Linked DNA regions of Homo sapiens: region 1 is linked to region 2. A link is a loop called in an ENCODE intact Hi-C map of the cell type or tissue named here. Cell type or tissue: Calu3. All regions are shown on one strand. Links, peaks and the distances in the headings refer to the core of each region. The heading gives the core; the rest is flanking DNA. Region 1 holds the start of LOC105376949 (a long non-coding RNA gene). Region 2 overlaps LHFPL4 (LHFPL tetraspan subfamily member 4).

Evidence for each region. A loop is a pair of places that touch in the nucleus more often than their neighbours do. Peaks named below come from ENCODE experiments on the same cell type or tissue, not always from the same donor. Only the 100,000 strongest peaks of a DNase experiment are listed, where the experiment ranks them.
Region 1: it touches region 2 in a loop (1.8-fold over the local background); 1 of 110 quality-filtered maps calls a loop at or near these places.

Annotation. Positions count from the first base shown.
Region 1 is chr3:9,595,195-9,607,438 of GRCh38, forward strand. It overlaps LOC105376949 (a long non-coding RNA gene), which reads right to left and starts at 5,493. Exons shown (of 3, transcript XR_940586.1): 1 at 5,326-5,493; 2 at 4,339-4,432; 3 at 3,227-3,469. It also overlaps the pseudogene DUSP5P2. In Calu3, for the core only: no CTCF peak of the experiment used is centred there; a DNase peak (open chromatin) is centred at 5,547.
Region 2 is chr3:9,532,814-9,537,813 of GRCh38, forward strand. All of the region lies in intron 2 of LHFPL4 (LHFPL tetraspan subfamily member 4), which reads right to left. Among named protein-coding and RNA genes, the nearest start is that of LHFPL4, 19 kb to the right of the region's middle. In Calu3, for the core only: no CTCF peak of the experiment used is centred there; no DNase peak of the experiment used is centred there.

The DNA.
Region 1 (12,244 bases), core at 3,485-8,484, 66 kb after region 2:
ACACCCAGCTAATTTTCTTTTGTTTTCCTCACTGCAATCTCCACCTCCCAGGTTCAAGCGATTCTCCTGCCTCAGCCTCCTGAGTAGCTGGGACTACAGGTGCATACCACCACATCTGGCTAATTTTTTGTATTTTTAGTAGAGACAGAGTTTCTCTGTGTTGGCCAGGATGGTCTCGATCTCCTGACATTGTGATCTGCCCGCCTTGGCCTCCCAAAGTGCTGGGATTACAGGCGTGAGCCACCGCACCCAGCCTCCAGCTAATTTGAAAAATGTTTTTCTGGAGATGGGGTGTCTCTATGTTACCCAGGCTGGTCTTGAACTCCTGGCCACAAGTGATGCATCTTGGCTCCCAAAGTGCTCAGATTACAGGCATGAGCCACCGCACCTAGACTTCTTCTTCTTTTTCAAAATTGTTTTGACCATTCTAGTTCCTTTTCTTTTCCACGTAATTCTTAGAATCAGCTTGTAGACTACCAAAATATTGCTAGAACTTTAAAACCAATTGCACTGAATGTACAGATCAATTTAAGACACCTTAATAATATTGAGTCTTCTTATCCATGAACATGATATATCTTGTCGTTTGTTTTAGTCTCCTTTGATTTTTCTCATCAGGGTTTTGTAGTTTTCTGTGTAAATCTGCTGCACACATTTTGTTAGATTTATACCTATTTCACATCTTTTGGTGTTATCATAAAGGATACTTTTTTTTTTAAACAAAGTTTCACTCTGTCACCCAGGCTGGAGTGCAATGGCACTGAGACAGCCAGATGGGAAGGGGTCCCCAGAGAAACTTCAACCAGCCTGTGCACTGGGAGGAGTGCACATTGGGATGGAGACACAGAAGTTCCTGCTGTTTGCAGTGGGGAGGAGCCTGGCCCCTCCTTTACCTGGGTGGAACCTGCAATTCAATCCATGAGGCAGGAAGCACATACTAACAGTACTTTCACTCTGCTGAGAGTCCCTGTTTCCCTCTGTTTCCCATTTGGCCCAATAAATCCCATTTTTCTCATTCTTCAAATTGTCTGCAAGCCTAGATTCTCATGGCCATGTGACAAGGACTCCATCTTTAGCTGAACTAAGGAAAAGCCCAGCAACAGCACCATCACAGCTCACTGCAGCCTCAACCTCCTGGGGCTCAAGTGGTCCTCCCAGCTAAGCCTCCAAGTAGCTAGGACTACAGGCATGCACCACCACACCCAGATATTTTTTGTATTTTTTTCTGTAGAGACTGAGTTTTCCCATGTTGCCCAGGCTGGTCTTGAACTCCTAGGGTCAAGCAATCCACCCACCTCAGCCTCCCAAAGTGCCAGGATTACAGGCATGAGCCACTGCAACTGGCAATGGTACTTTACATTTCAATGGTACTTCACATTACAATGGTTTTTTTGTTTGTTTGTTTTTTGTTTTTGTTTTTGTTTTTGAGACAGAGTCTCGCTCTGTTGCCCAGGCTGGAGTGCAGTGGCACACTCCACCTCCCGGGTTCATGCCATTCTCCTGCCTCAGCCTCCCGAATAGCTGGGACTACAGGCGCCCGCCACCATGTCCGGCTAATTTTTTGTATTTTTAGTAGAGATGGGGTTCACCGTGTTAGCCAGGATGGTCTCGATCTCCCGACCTCGTGATCCACCCACCTCGGCCTCCCAAAATGCTGGGATTGGGATTACAGGCGTGAGCCACTGCGCCTGGCCACAATGATTTTTACATTTCTTCGTCTTTTTTTTTTTTTTTTTTTGAGACAGAGTCTTGCTCTGTTGCCCAGGCTGGAGTGCAGTGGCACGATCTCGGCTCACTGCGATCTCTGCTCACTGTGACTTCCACCTCCCAGGTTCAAGTGATTCTCCTGCCTCAGCCTCCCGAGTAGCTGGAACTACAGGCTCACGCCACTATACCCAGCTAATTTTTTTGTATGTTTAGTAGAGACAAGGTTTCACCATGTTGGCCAGGCTGGTCTCGAACTCCCAACCTCATGATCCACCCACCTCGGCCTCCCAAAGTGCTAGGACTACAGGCATGAGCCACCATACCCAGACGGTTTTTAACATTTCAAGTTCCAACTTTCTTTTTCTTTTCTTTTTTTTTTTTTTTTTTTTTTTGAGACAGTCTCACTCTGTTGCCCAGGCTGGAGTGCAGTGGCGTGACCTCAGCTCACTGCAAACTCTGCTTCCCAGGTTCACACCATTCTCCTGCCTCAGCCTCCCTAGTAGCTGGGACTACAGGCGCCCACCACCACGCCCAGCTAATTTTTTTGTATTTTTAGTAGAGACAGGGTTTCACCATGTTAGCCAAGATGGTCTCCATCTCCTGACCTCATGATCTGCCTGTCTTGGCCTCCCAAAGTGCTGGGATTGCAGGCGTGAGCCACCACTCCTTGCCCCAATTTTCACTGTACAGAATTAAAATTGGTTTTTTATTGACCACATATCCTGTGACCTTGCTAAGTTGCTTATTACTTATAGTAGGACATTTTTGTAGATTCTTTGAGATTTTCTATATAGACGATTATGTAATCTGTTAGTATAGTTTTATTTCTTCCTTTTCAATCTATATGCTTTTTTATAATCTTAATGTAATGTTCCATTACAATGTTGAATAGGAGTGACAAGGACAGATATCCTTACCTTGTTCTCTTTCTCAGTGGAAAAGCACTGAGTCTCTTACCATTAAATATGATATTAGATGTAGGTATTTTACTGATATCAATTATCAGGTTGAGGATATTCTCTTCTGTTACTAGTATACTGACAGTTTTTATCATAAATGATGTTAGACTTCCTTTTCTTTTCTTTTTCTTTTTTAGACGGAGTCTCGCTCCGTCACCAGGCTGGAGTGCAGTGGCGCAATCTCGGCTCACTGCAACCTCCACCTCCCGGGTTCAAGTGATTCTCCTGCCTCAGCCTCCTGAGTAGCTGGGATTACAGGTGCTCGCCACCATACCTGGCTATTTTTTTTTTGTATTTTTAGTAGAGACGGGGTTTCACCAAGTTGGCCAGTATGGTCTCGATCTCTTGACCTCGTGATCCACCCACCTCAGCCTCCCGAAGTGCTGGGATTACAGGTGTGAGCCACTGCGCCTGACCTAGACTTTCTTTTCAAATGCCTTTCTTGTGGGTGCATTTTTTGAGATCATCATATGGTTTTGTAACAGCCCAAGAGGTTCTTCTTGCCCACTGCCCAGAAAAGCCAATGCACTGAGAACAGCAGGTTTTGCAGCAAAGAACATGTTTAATTGCAAGGCCAGCCAAGCGAGAAGATGAGACAATTCTCAAATCTGCCTCCCAGAGAATGCGGAGGCTAGGGTTTTAAGGATAGTTTGGCAGGCAGGGAGCTAGGGAATGGGAAATACTGATTGGTTTGGTCAGGGATGAAACCACAGGGTTATCAAAACTGTCTCTGTGCCTCTGTCAGTTCCTGGGTGGGGGTCACAAGTCTGGGTGGCATCAGTTGTTCCACCAGAATGCAATGCCTGAAAAATATCACAAATACCAATGTTAGGTTTTACAATAGTGATGTTACCTATAGGGGCAACTAGAGAAATTATAAATCTCGTGACCACTAGCTGTATGAATTCTGAGCAGTAAGCAAATTAGAAAACAATGGCTAGTTATTATTAAACTCTGCATAGGTCGTCGCAGAATTCAGGACCCACCTATAATTCTAATCTTATGGCCTTTCATAAGTTTTACAAAGGCAATGTCAGTACCCAAACAAGGAGAGGGTAATTTGGGAAGGGACTGCTATCATCCTTGCTTTAAGGTTAAATTATTAACTAAATTCCTCCCAGGAGTTCCTGCCCAGGAATTGGCAAGGGCAGTTAGCTTATGAGTTTACAAGGAAGTTGGAGCCTGCTATATTAAATTTCTCTGTGTCTTTTTGGGAAAGGGCTATTACCAATTTTGTTTCAGAGTCAAATCATGAACTGAATTCCTTCCCAAAGTTAGTTTGGCATCCACCCAAGAATGTACAAGGACAGCTTGAAGGTCAGAAGCAAGATGGAGTCAGTTAGATCTGATCTCTTTCACTGCCATAATTTCCTCAGTTATAATTTTTGCAAAGGCGGTTTTGTAACCGCCCAAGGGGTTGACCTGACCTTGCCCGCTGCCTAGACAGAGCAGATTCGTCAAGACAGGGCAATTGCAATAGAGAAAGACTAATTCACTCAGAGCCGGCTGTGTGGGAGACCAGAGTTTTATTATTACTCAAATCAGCCTCTCTGAGCATTTGAGCATTCAGGGAGCAGAATTTTTAAGGATAACTTGGTGGAAGAGGGGAAGCCAATCAGGAGTGCTGATTGGTCAGAGATGAAATCATAGGGAGTAGAAGCCGTCTTCTTACGCAGTCAGTTACTGGGTTGGGGAGGAGGGGCACGAGATCAGATGAGCCAGTTCATTGATCTGGGTGGGGCCAGCTGATCCATCATGTGCAGGCTCTGCAAAATCAAGCACTGATCTTAGGAGCAGTTCAGGGAGGGTCAGAATCTTATAACCTCCAGCTGCATGACCCTTAAACCATAATTTCCAATCTTGTGGCTACTGTTAGTCCTACAAAGGCAATATAGTCTCCAGGCGAGAAGGAGGTCTGCTTTGGGAAAAGGCTGTTACCATCTTTGTTTAAACTACAAACTATAAACTTAAGTTTCTCCTGGGCAGGCGCGGTGGCTCACGCCTGTAATCTCAGCACTTTGGGAGGCCGAGGCGGGCGGATCACGAGGTCAGGAGATCCAGACCATGGTGAAATCCCGTCTCTACTAGAAACACAAAAAATTAGCCGGGCTTGGTGGCGGGCGCCTGTAGTCCCAGCTACTCTAGTCTCCTGCCTCGGGAGGCTGAGGCAGGAGAATGGCGTAAACCCGGGAGGCGGAGCTTGCAGTGAGCCGAGATCGCGCCACTGCACTCCAGCCTGGGCGACAGAGCGAGCAACGATCCGTCTCAAAAAAAAAAAAAAAAAAAAGTTTCTCCCAAAGTTAGTTCAGCCTACGTCCAGGAATGAACACGGACAGCTTGGAGGTTAGCAGCAAGATGGAGTCAGTTAAGTTAGATCTCTTTCACTGTCTCAGTCATAATTTTGCAAAGGTGGTTTCAGTTTCAATGATATTTTGTTGTAGCAGCAGGAACAAGTTAAGAATTATTATCCTCTTTATTATTGGTCTCAAAATCCCAGGCTCAAGCAATCCTCCCACCTGGGGCCTCCCAAAGTGTTGGGACTACAGGTGTGAGCCACTGCAGGGCCTACGGTTCTTATATATTGCTAAATTCACTTTGTGATATGAAGGATATTGGTTAATAAAGGATATATTGTTCTATAGGTTCTCTCTCCACCCACCTTGTAATGTCTTAGACTGGCTTTAGCATCAGGGTAAGTCAAATATAAATTAAAATGAGTTGGGAAGTATCCCTCCTCCTTCATGTTCTGGGAGAGTTGGTGTAGGATTGAGATTATTTCTTCTCTAAATATGTGAATCAGGGCTTCTGTTGGGGCCGGGGGGCGGGGGCGCTGGGGCGCTGGGCGGTGGAATGAAGGTCACGTGCCCGACGGGCGCCAGCTGGCTAGATGCCTGGCAAGGAGGCGGCGGCGTGCTCCACTGCCCGCCCGACCTGCCTGCCCTTCGCCGCCCGAGAGTGCGCGGCGCGCTCAACGTCACCTTCGACTCGGTGGCGCCACGGCGGGCCCGGGGCAAAGCGCCGGGCTGCGGCAGAAGGGCGGCAGCGGCGGCGGCCGCGATGGATCTAGGCTAGGGCAGTCGCCACCCGCCCAAGCTGCGAGCCCCATACTCGACTCCTGCTCGCCTGCCTGCCAGCCTGCCCGTGGCCCGCGGGTCTCCTTCCTCAAAGGGGGACCTTCTACTCAGAATATCCCGAGTGCTGCGTGGAAGTAAAACTATTCCACAAGATCGACAGTGGGAGAGCCGGCCTGGCACATTGGCTCAGACCTGTAATCTCAGCACTTTGAGAGGCCGAGGCGGGCGGATCACCTGAGGTCAGAGGTCGAGACCAGCCTGGCCAACGTGGTGAAACCCCCTCTCTACTAAAACTACAAAAATTAGCCGGGCGTGGTGGAGGGTGCCTGTAATCCCAGCTACTCAGGAGGCTGAGGCAGAAGAATCGCTTCAACCCTGGAGGCGCGGGTTGCAGTGAGCCGAGATTGCACCATTGCGCTCCAGCCTGGATGAGAGAGCCAGACTCAGTCTCAAAAAAAAAGGAAGTAGGAGAGCCGGCCCAGCGCGTTGGCTCACGCCTGTGATCCCAGCACTTTGGGAGGCTGAGGAGGGAGGATAGCTTGAGCCCAGGAGTTTGAAACCAACCCGGGCAACATAGAGAGATCCTGTCTCTACAAAAAATAGAAAATTTAGCCAGGTGTGGTAGAGTGCGCTGGTGGGCCCAGCTACTCGGGAGGTTGAAACGGGGACATCACTTGAGCCCAGGGGTTCAAGGCTGCAGGAAGCCATGATCGGGCCACTGCACTCCAGCCTGGGCAACAGAGTGAGACATTGTCTCAAAAAAGAAGGAAAGAAGTGACCCTCATCAGCCAGTCTGGAAAACCAGTGCTGTACATCAGCTATGGGCCAGCTTATGACCAGGGTGGCCCAGTTGAAATTTTCCCTCCCTCTACTTTGGCAGGGTCAACCATGCATCCAAGGGAGAGTTCCTCCCCAACCTGCATATCACAGGTCTCCAGGCCAACCTCCAAGACCCAAAGGACCCATCTTCACTACAAATGGATCCCCATGGAAGACAGCCATATGGCTGACACTAACTCCCACTTTCAAGAATAGACAGGCCGGGCACCATGGCTCATGCCTATAATCCCAGCAGTTTGGGAGTCCGAGCCGGGCTGATCACTTGAGGTCAAGAGTTCGAGACCAGCCTGGCCAAGTAGTGAAACCTCATCTCTACAAAAGTACAAAAATTAGCCAGCTGTGGTGGTGAGTGCCTGTAATCCCAGCTACTGGGGAGGCTGAGGCACAAGAATCACTTGAACCCGGGAGGCAGAGACTGCAATCACGGCACTGCACTCCAGCCTGGGGAACAAGAGTAAAACTCCGTCTCAAAAAAAAAAAAAAAAAAAAAAAAAAAAAAAAAAAAAAAATATATATATATATATATATATATATGCAATGGACTTCATTGGCTGTGTCAGGGGAAAAGGAGGCAAGGTCCTGGTCCACTGTGAGGCTGGAATCTCCCATTCACCCACCAGCTGCAAGTCTTCCCCCATGAAGACCAGACAGCTCTGCCTGAAGGAGACCTTCAATTACATCAAGCAGAGGAGGAGCATGATCTGGTCCAATTTTGGCTTCATGGACCAGCTCCTACAGAAGGAATCTGAGATCCCACCCTCCACGCCCACCCCCAGCCTCCCTCTTGCCAAGCGAGGCAGCAGGCTCTTCACTGAAGGTCATTTGCAGATACTGAGCCCAGGCCTGCAGGATGCCTACTGCACATTCCCTTCCCCGGTGCTGGCACTGGTGCCCACCCACCGGACAGTCTAAGAGTTCAGCAGGATCCCTGTGGCCACAGCCACATCCTGCTAAAACTGGGATGGAGGAACCAGCCCAACCCCAAGAGCAACTGTGACTTTTGTTTCTAAGACTCGTGGACACTTCATCCCAGTGCAATACTGAAGACCTCACTCTGTCACACTGCCCCAGTGAGATAGTGAGTGCTCACCAGGCTTGCAAATGAACTTCAGGCTGACCTCAGGGTAGGTTCTCAAAACACCAAAGGAGGGCCAAGCCATTATGGGAGCACAGCATGTGCTGACTACTGTGCATCCAGACCCCCTGCCCTCTCAGGACTGCCCAGTCCTTGCACCTCAAAGTTCGCCTTTTCATTTAAAGCGTAAGGCAATAAATACCCTGCAGCAGCATGGGAGAAATAAGTTGCTGGACAAGGAGAAAAGGCAGTTGGGAAACCAATTCATTTGGAAGGAAGCACAATTTCCACCTTCTTTTCTGAACTTTGGCAGTCTCACTGTCTGTCTCTGTTGCTTCAGGGCATAAGCTGATCACCATGTAGCCAGGAAGGTAACCCTGCAGGGTTTGTAGGGGCATGATATATGCACTGATTTAAACCCTGACATGTTTTTAAGATTCTTTCTTGGGTCCAATGGAGGCAGTTGGTTAAAGTAGCAAGGCGTTGGCTTTCCTGGGTTTCTTTTTCATCATGGGTTATTCCCTGACCTTTGAGTTTGGCATGATTCTTTATTTATTTATTTATTTATTTTGAGACGGAGTTTCGCTCTTGTTGCCCAGGCTGGAGTGCAATGGTGCAATCTCGGCTCACCACAACCTCCACCTCCCGGGTTCAAGCGATTCTCCCAGCCTCTCGAGTAGCTGGGACTACAGGCATGCACCACCAAGCCCACTAATTTTGTATTTTTAGTAGAGACGGGGATTCTCCATGTTGGTCAGGCTGGTTTCAAACTCCCAACCTCAGGTGATCCGCCCGCCTCGGCCTCCCAAAGTGCTGGGATTACAGGCATGAGCCACCATGCCCGGCCTGGCATGATTCTTATTCATACTTTACAACACGTCTCATTACACCTCTTCTCTTCTCTTTACCCCTTTTCTCAAATGAAGCAACTCTTTGGGAAAAGTGTTTTTCAGATCATAAACAAAAAACTTATACCTTTCAGGCGGCGGCAGTGGGTGCCAGGAGGGAGGGGGTACCTGCTGTGTGTTCTAGGTCAGTGGTGTTGAACACAATGGTTTCCTCAGCTTGCTGTCCTATATGCTTGGTCTCTTACTACAGTTGTTTCCCTCCCTGACCCTGAGGGTTGTCTTCAAACTACTCATTTCTGGGATTTGTAGATTTTGCAATGTGGTACTACTTTTTTTTTTTTGTCTGTGGGTTATTTCTGCAGGGGAAAAGGCAATAATTTTCTAAAACCCATATGAATGTGAGGAAAAGAAGTATGTGACTGGTTGTTGGTTTTTTTTTTTATGGTGCAAAAAAATAGTAAAAGGAAATAAACAAATATCTGAACCAATTTAGCAGTGAAGCTATCTAGCCCTGCAGTTTATTTTGTTTGAATTTTTTTTTTTTTGAGATGGATTCTCGCTCTGTCCCCCAGGCTGGAGTGCAGTGGCGCAATCTCGGCTCACTGCAAGCTCCGCCTCCCGGGTTCATGCCATTCTCCTGCCTCAGCCTCCCGAATAGCTAGGACTACAGGCGCCTGCCACCACGCCCACCTAATTTTTTCTATTTTTAGTAGAAATGGAGTTTCACCGTGTTAGCCAGGATGGTCTCGATCTCCTGACCTCGTGATCTGCCCACTTTGGCCTCCCAAAGTGCTGGGATTACAGGCGTGAGCCACCACGCCCAACCCTATTTAGTTAGAATTTTTAAAACTAGAAATCCAATTTCTGGCTGGGCACAGTAACTTATGCCTGTAATACAAGCACTTTGGGAGGCTGAGGCAGGTGGATCACTTGAGCCCAGTAATTCAAGATCAGCCTGGGCAACATGGGGAAAGCCCATCTCTACAAAAAACACAAAAATTAGCCAGGTATGATGGCACATGCCTGTAATCCCAGCTACTCAGGAGGCTGAGGTGGGAGGATCATCTCAGCCCAGGGAGGTTGAGACTGCAGTAAGCCTCTGCACTCCAGCCTGGGAGACAGAGTGAGACCTCCATCTCAACAACAAAAAATCCAATTTCTTTTACAGATATTGGACAATTCAGGTTATCTCTTCTTAAATGAGCTTGGCAGTTTGTGTCTTTTAAGGAATTTGTCTGCTTTATCTAAGTTGTCAAGTTTACAGCCATATGTTTCTTGGTAATATTCCCTTATTTTCCTTTTAATGCTTTTAGGATGTGTAGGGGTGTCCCCTTTTTGGTTCTTTATCTTTTAAAAAATTTAGATTATATCACATAGCAAAATCAACAATTTAAAGTGTACAATTCAGGGGTATTCAGCATGTAATCGCCCAATGATTTCTTCCTGCCTGCTGCACAGACAAAACCAATTCACTGAGACCCTGGTATTGCAGTAGAGAAAGAGATTAATTAATGCAAGACAGCTGAGCAAAAGGACTAAAGTTATCACTCAAATCAGTCTTCCAGAGAACTCAGAAGCTAGGATTTTTATGGATAATTTGGCAGGCGGGGGCTAGGGAATGGGTGCTGCTGACTGGTTGGGGATAAAATCATAGGGATGTGGAAAACAGTCCCCATGTGCTGAGTCTGCCTCTGGTGGGTGGGTCCATAGGACCAACTGAGTCATGAGTCACAGGTCTAGATGGGGTCAGTTAGTTGCCAGAATATAAAAATCTGAAAAACATCTCAAAAGACCAATCTTAGGTTCTATAATAGTGATGTTATCTATAAGCACAACTGGGGAAGTCACAAATCCTGTGAGGCTAGACGTGAGATGGAGTTAGCCATGCTAGGCTTCTCTCACTGTCATAGTCATTGCACATGCAATTTCAATCACATACAAAATGTGCAACCACCACCTAAATCTAGTTCCAAAGTATTTTCATCACCACCCTCCCAAAAACCCATACCTATTAAACAGTCAATCCTCATTTCTTTCTCCCCCCAGGATTAGCAACTTAAAAATTTTCTTTCTGTTTCTATGGATTTACGTATTCTAGATATTTCTTATAAATTATGTCATACAACTTATGGCATTTGTGTCTGCTCACTGAAGCCTAAACCTCCCAGGGCCAAGCGATCCTCCCACCTCAGCCTCCTGAGTAGCTTGGACTACAGGCATGTACCACCATGCCTGCCTAGCTAATTTTTATAATTTTTAGTAGTGACAAGCTCTCACTATGTTGCCAGGGCTGAATTCTATAAGTTAAAATGTATTTTTTTCAGGGATGGGGTCTTGCTATGTTGGCCAGGCTGGTCTCAAACTCCTGGGCTCAAGCGATCCTCCTGCCATGGCCTTCCAAAGCACTGGTATTACAGACATGAGCCACCACACCTGGCTAGATTTACAAAATATTTATTAATTTTTTATTCTCATATTCTACTCATCACTTGGGTTTAAATTTTCTTCTTTCTTAATTTTGAAGTATGTCTTTCAGCAAGGACCTTTAAATAGTTAACCCTCTTGGCTTCTTCTCCTCCCTCATTCTTTTTATTCTTTCCTTCTAGAGCTCCTATTATATGCATAATGGACCTTCTTATTCAGTTCTTCACATCTCCTAACTACTAACTCTGTTCTATATCTCTCTAGGCTACATTCTAGATAATTCGTTCAGACCCATCTTCAAATTGATTATTGTTTCCTTTACCTATAGTTCTTAAAATTTATTTTTAAATATAGAGATGGGGCCAGGAGCAGTGGCTCATGCCGGTAATCCCAGCATTTTGGGAGGCCGAGACAGGCAGATCACCTGAGGTCAGGAGTTAGACCAGGCTGGCCGACATGGTGAGACCCTGTCTCTACTAAAAATACCAAAAAAAATGCTGAGCGCAGTGGCTCACGCCTGTAATCCCAGTACTTTGGGAGGCTGAGGCAGGTGGATCACCTGAGGTTGGGAGTTTGAGACCAGCCCAACCAACATGGAGAAACCCCATCTCTACTAAAAATGCAAAATTAGCTGTGTGTGGTGGTGCATGCCTGTAATCCCAACTACTCGGGAGCCTGAGACAGGAGAATCGCTTGAACCCAGGAGGCAGAGGTCGCAGTGAGCCGAGATCATGCCATTGCACTCCAGCCTGGGCAACAAGAGCGAAACTCCGTCTTTAAAAAAAAAAAAGAAAAAACAATTGGCCAGATATGGTGGTATATGCCTGTAATCCCAGCTACTCGGGAGACTAAGGCAGGAGAATCACTTGAACCCAGGAGGCAGAGATTGCAGTGAGCCGAGATCTTGCCACTGCACTCCAACCTGGGCAACAGAGTGAGACGCCATCTCAAAAAATAAATAAATACATACATACATACATAAAATAAAAATAGAGATGAGATCTCACTCTGTGGCCCAGGCTAGTCTCAAAATCATGGGCGCAAGTGATTCTCCCACCTCAGCCTCCCAAAGTGCTGGGATTACAGGCGTGAGCCACCATGCTTGGCCTTCATCAGCTACATTTAGTCTGTATAACTCATTCGGTGAACTTTTGTTTTCATTGTTCTATTGACTTTTTTTTTTGAGACAAGAGTTTCGCTCTGTCACCCAGGCTGCAGTACAATGGTGCAATCTCAGCTCACTACAACCTCCCCCTCCCAGATTCAAGCCATTCTCCTGCCTCAGCCTCCCAAATATCTGGAATTACAGGCATGTGC
Region 2 (5,000 bases), core at 1-5,000:
CCACTCCCTTCTCCCTTGATGTGGCCTCTCTGATCTGCCACCTACCACTTTTTCACCTGGGTCCCTGTCCCCCAGGCCCTGCAGATGGAAGTTCAGCTATAGGGAAGAAACAGGCCTCAGTGGGGGCAGAAGATTCTGCTGCTGCAGGGGCCCTGGAGGACAGTGCGGGGCTGCAGAAGCTGCCAAAGGAGCTTTCACCTGCCCACCCCACGCCACATGTCCCCTGTGTGCTAGGACCCTCCTCAGCAAGAGAAGGAAAATGTCTACAAGTTCAAAGGGGGCAGGCACTGGAAGGTGATCCAGCACCAGGTATTACAGTCTCCAAAAGCTGCTTGCTGTAGCATCTGCTGGGGCTGAACCCACTGAACCATCCCCTAGACCCAGACCCCTCTTTTCAGGCTGTCCCCAGCTGAACTGTGTAGATGAGTTCACCAAAACATATGTGCTAGAAGGTTCGTAGGAGCTTTACTCACAATCCCAAATTGGAAACAACACAAATGTCTATTAACAATGTAATGGATAAATAAATTGTGCAGTTTACTCCAACAAAATAGTATACAGCAGTGAAGACGGACAAACTGTGGTTACCTGCAACAACCTGGATGAATCTTCATGTGAAGCAAAAGTGTGATTCCATTTATATACATTTCAAAAACAGGCAAAATCAGTCTATAGGATTAAAAGTCAGGCCGGGTGCGGTGGCTCACGCCTGTAATCCCAACACTTTGCGAGGCCAAGGTGGGCGGATCACGAGGTCAGGAGATCGAGACCATCCTGGCTAACATGATGAAACCCCGTCTCTACTAAAAATACACAAAATTAGCTGGGTGTGGTGGCGGGCGCCTGTAGTCCCAGCTGCTCAGGAGGCTGAGTCGGGAGAATGGCATGAACCTGGGAAGCGGAGCTTGCAGTGAGCTGAGATTGTGCCACTGCACTCCAGCCTGGGCAACAGAGCAAGACTCTGTCTCAAAAAAAAATAAAGTCAGGATTACCTTTGGAGGAGTGACTGGAAGGGGGAATGAGGTTTATGACCTAGGTGCTTTTTTCATAGTCATGTTCACTTTGTGATTTTCTTTGGGCTGTAGATTTATGACTTTAAAAAAAAAAAGGTTGCATAGGGTCGGACACAGTGGCTCATGCCTGTAATTCCAGCACTCTGGGAGGCTGAGGCAGGTGGATTGCTGGAGTCCAGGGGTTTGAGACCAGCCTGGGCAACGTGGCGAAACCCCGTCTCTACAAAAAATACCAAAAAATTAGCCAGGCATGGTGGTGCATGCCACCATGCAGTAGTCCCCGCTATTTGGGAGGCAGGAGAATCATTTGAACCTGGGATGCAGAGGTTGCAGTGACCTGAGATTGTCCCACTGCACTCCAGCCTGGGTGACAGAGCAAGACCTTTTCTTAAAAAAAAAAAAAGTAGGGGGGTTGCATACCATGATGTGTAATAAGTAAACATTGGAAATAACTTAAATGCCCACCGATAGGTAACTGATTAGGTATAGTGCCCCTTTGCAGTAGCATTCAATAATATAATCAGTCATTAAAGAGAATGAGGAAGCTCCTTATGTGCTGGTGTGGAATGATCTCTGGATACCCTGCTAAGTGAAAGGCAAGGCTCATGGTAACAAATACTGCACAATGTTCCCATTGCAAAGAGGCAGGAAATCATATGTATGTGGGGGTATATTTTCTTGCAGGTACATAAAATATTTTCAGACATATTTATAAGACACTGACAACCTTGGCTCCTTCTAAAGAGGGGCATTGGGTAGCTGGAGGAGCAGATTTTTCTCTGATAACCTGTTGCACCTTTTGAATTTGAAGCCGGGTAAATAAATTACCGACAGAAACCATAAAGTGGGTGGGGTTTGACTGCTAGTAAATGACTATTACCAGAGATTTTCATTCACTTGGAATGAAATAATTAAAGCAGCAAAGAAAGGCAATGCAGAGGTCAAATGTAACTTATAGAAATCATGGATTAATCTCAAAAACAGAAAAATGAAACGTTTAAACCTCTTTTGACTGAGCTTGCCAATTTACAGGAATTTATCGAAGAAAATGTTCACAGATGTCCTCTAAGATTTAACTGTGAGGATGTTCATCACGTTGCTGTTTATAAAAGAAAGAGGGAGGGGAAGACGAAAAAGATGAGGAGGAAGAGTATAAGAGCAAGGGGAGGAGAAGGAGGAGAAATAATGAAGGAAGGGAGGAAAGACAAAAACTCCTACTATATCGATACAGGAATATAGCTCTTTCATACCACAGAGTACTACTCAGCTACTAAAAGTATACTGAGGAAGGTTTAATGATATATAAGAAATACTCATGATGTGTTAGGTCTCAAAAGGCTTTTAAAAATAACACACAACATAATTTCTTTTTGGGAAAAATGTTCACACAGTGACAGCAAATAGTTATATAGAATTTACCATGCCAGGCACTATAATAAGTACTTTACACATGCTAGTTCATTTAATCTCTACAACTCTATGGAATAGATACTGTTATTATCTTCTTTTTACAGATGAGGACACTGAGGTGCAAGACGTTTGAGGTTATCCAAGTTATCCAGGGTCACACAACTGGTAAGTTGCAGGATTTGGACCCAGACAGCCTGCTTCTAACCAGCACTCTATACTGTTATGAGTATAGACTATGCAGTGAAGAATGACTATTGCTGAGACACTAAGACTACGGGTGTAATTCTGCTCAAAATATATTCTCCAATTTTTCCACAAAGAACAATGATAATTTTTAAAAAGCAATAAAACTCTTAGAAAAGGTGAGATATACAAAGAATCACTGTAGCACAGAATACACAGCCAGCTGTTTGTGTCCGCTGACAGTCCCTCCTTCAATTTAGGAAGGTTTTTCCAGAAGGACCTGGCTAGGTTTGAGACTGAGGGGAGTCCAGTGAATGATTTCTGTCCACATTGGGGCCACAGCTTGCTTGCTCGCTTGCTTGCTTTCCTATATTTTTATTTTCATTATAATTTCTTTTTGAGATAGGGTCTCACTCTTGTTGCCCAGGCTGGAGTGCAGTAGCATGATCTTGGCTCACTGCAACCTCTGCCTACCAGGTTCAAGCGATTCTCCTGCCTCAGCCTCCTGAATAGCTGAGACTACAGCCACGCACCACCACGCTCAGCTAATTTTTGTATTTTTTTAGAGAGGGGGTTTCATCATGTTGCCCAGGCTGGTTTTGAACTCCTGACTTCAGGTGATCTGCCCACCTCACCCAAAGTGCTGGGATTACAAGCGTGAGCCACCAGGTCTGGCCAGGGGGGCCACAGCTTTCAAAGGGAATGGCTTCCCCAGGACACAAGGGGGCCGTGGTGACAACTGTCTCACAGGGAGATCCCCCAGGAGAAGGAAGTTCGGGAAGTGGGTTGGAGATGCCTGTCCACAGGCCCTCCCTACCAGGTCTGAGCACTCAGCTCTGTTCCTGCCCATCCAGGGCAGGGGCTTATCTTACAAGGGAGACTGAGCTTCTCCTTTTAAAATCTGAGACATCCAGGCCCAATCTTAATGCCCCTATCAGCTCCTAGGAGGTGACTCCTGTCCCATCCAACAACCTAGATGCTGAGGCCAGCCTGGGAGGTATCCTAGATCCTCCCTTTCTCTCACCTCCTACACCCAATCCATTTGCAAGGCTGACTAACTCAACCTCCAAAAAATGTCCAGCACCAGACCCCTTCTCTCCATCTCCACTGCTAGCTACCACCTTGCTCCAAGCCCCATGACCTTCCTCCCTGATTACCACAGTCACCTTCAAACTAGTTTCTCTGCTTCTACCCTTGCTCCACCATCACCTGTTCCACATTCAGCATCCAGAATGAACATTCAAAAACAAATGGTATCATGGCTGGGCACAGTGGCTCATGCCTGTAATCCTAGCACTTTGGAAGAGTGAAATGGGAGGATTGCTTGAGGCCAGGAGTTCGAGATCAGCCTGTGCAACATAGTGAGACCCTATCTCTAAAAAAAAAATTAGCAGGAGGCTGAGGCAGGAGAATGGCGTGAACCTGAGAGGCAGAGCTTGCAGTGAGCTGAGATCGCGCCACTGCATTCCAGCCTGGGTGACAGAGCGAGACTCTGTCTCAAAAAAAAAAAAAAAAATTCAGCCGGGTGTGGTAGTGCGCGCCTGCAGTCCCAGCTACTCAGGAGGCTGAGATGGGAGGATCACTTGAGCCCAGGAATTTGAGGCTACAGTGAGCTATGATCGTGCCACTGTACTGCAGCCTGGGCAACAGAGCAAGACCCTGTCTCAAAAAAAAGAAAGAAACCAGCTCTCCTACTTAACTCTCTCTTCATGGCATTCAGAATAAAATCCTGCCAACAGCTGACCGTGGCTTCCAGGCCCCAGCCTCCCTCCATTTCCTCTGGTGCCATTCAGCTTCTCGCTTGCACTCTGGCCACACTGCCCTCCTTTCTGTTCCTGAAAACGTGTCAAATTCATCCTCTCTTCCTGGGACACTCTTTCTCTAAGTCATTCAGTCTCAACTCGTGGTTCCAGACCTTGAGGGGCTCACAGTTTTGGAGGGGGGTACTGTTGGGAACACAAATAATGGCATCTGGCATCACAGATGACTTGTGGAGAGATGGAACCCCATCACTTTGTGCAGTAATTATTTGGTAACAGCATTTACTCTCATCTGCCACCCTAGGCCCAGCCTGCAAGGAGTCCACAGCCTGTTAATAACCTTGGCATCTGTCCCTCCTCAGGGTACCCCTATTGTCCTAGGCTGGCTCTGCCACATCCACCTCTAGGATTTGGTGAAAAGCCTCCCACTGCTCTCTCCATCCCTTCCAAGTCCACCTTCTCCTGCAGACATGTGGCCTTCCTCGAGCCTATCTTCCTCAGCCCCTCAATTGCTAATTTGCCTCCTCCTGCTCTGACTCCTGTCTCACAGTTAGTTTTTCTGGCTCTTCCTCCTCCGCCCGCCCCTTAAGGTTGCTGTTCCCTAGGCTGTCTCTTCTCCCTCCATACGTTCTCC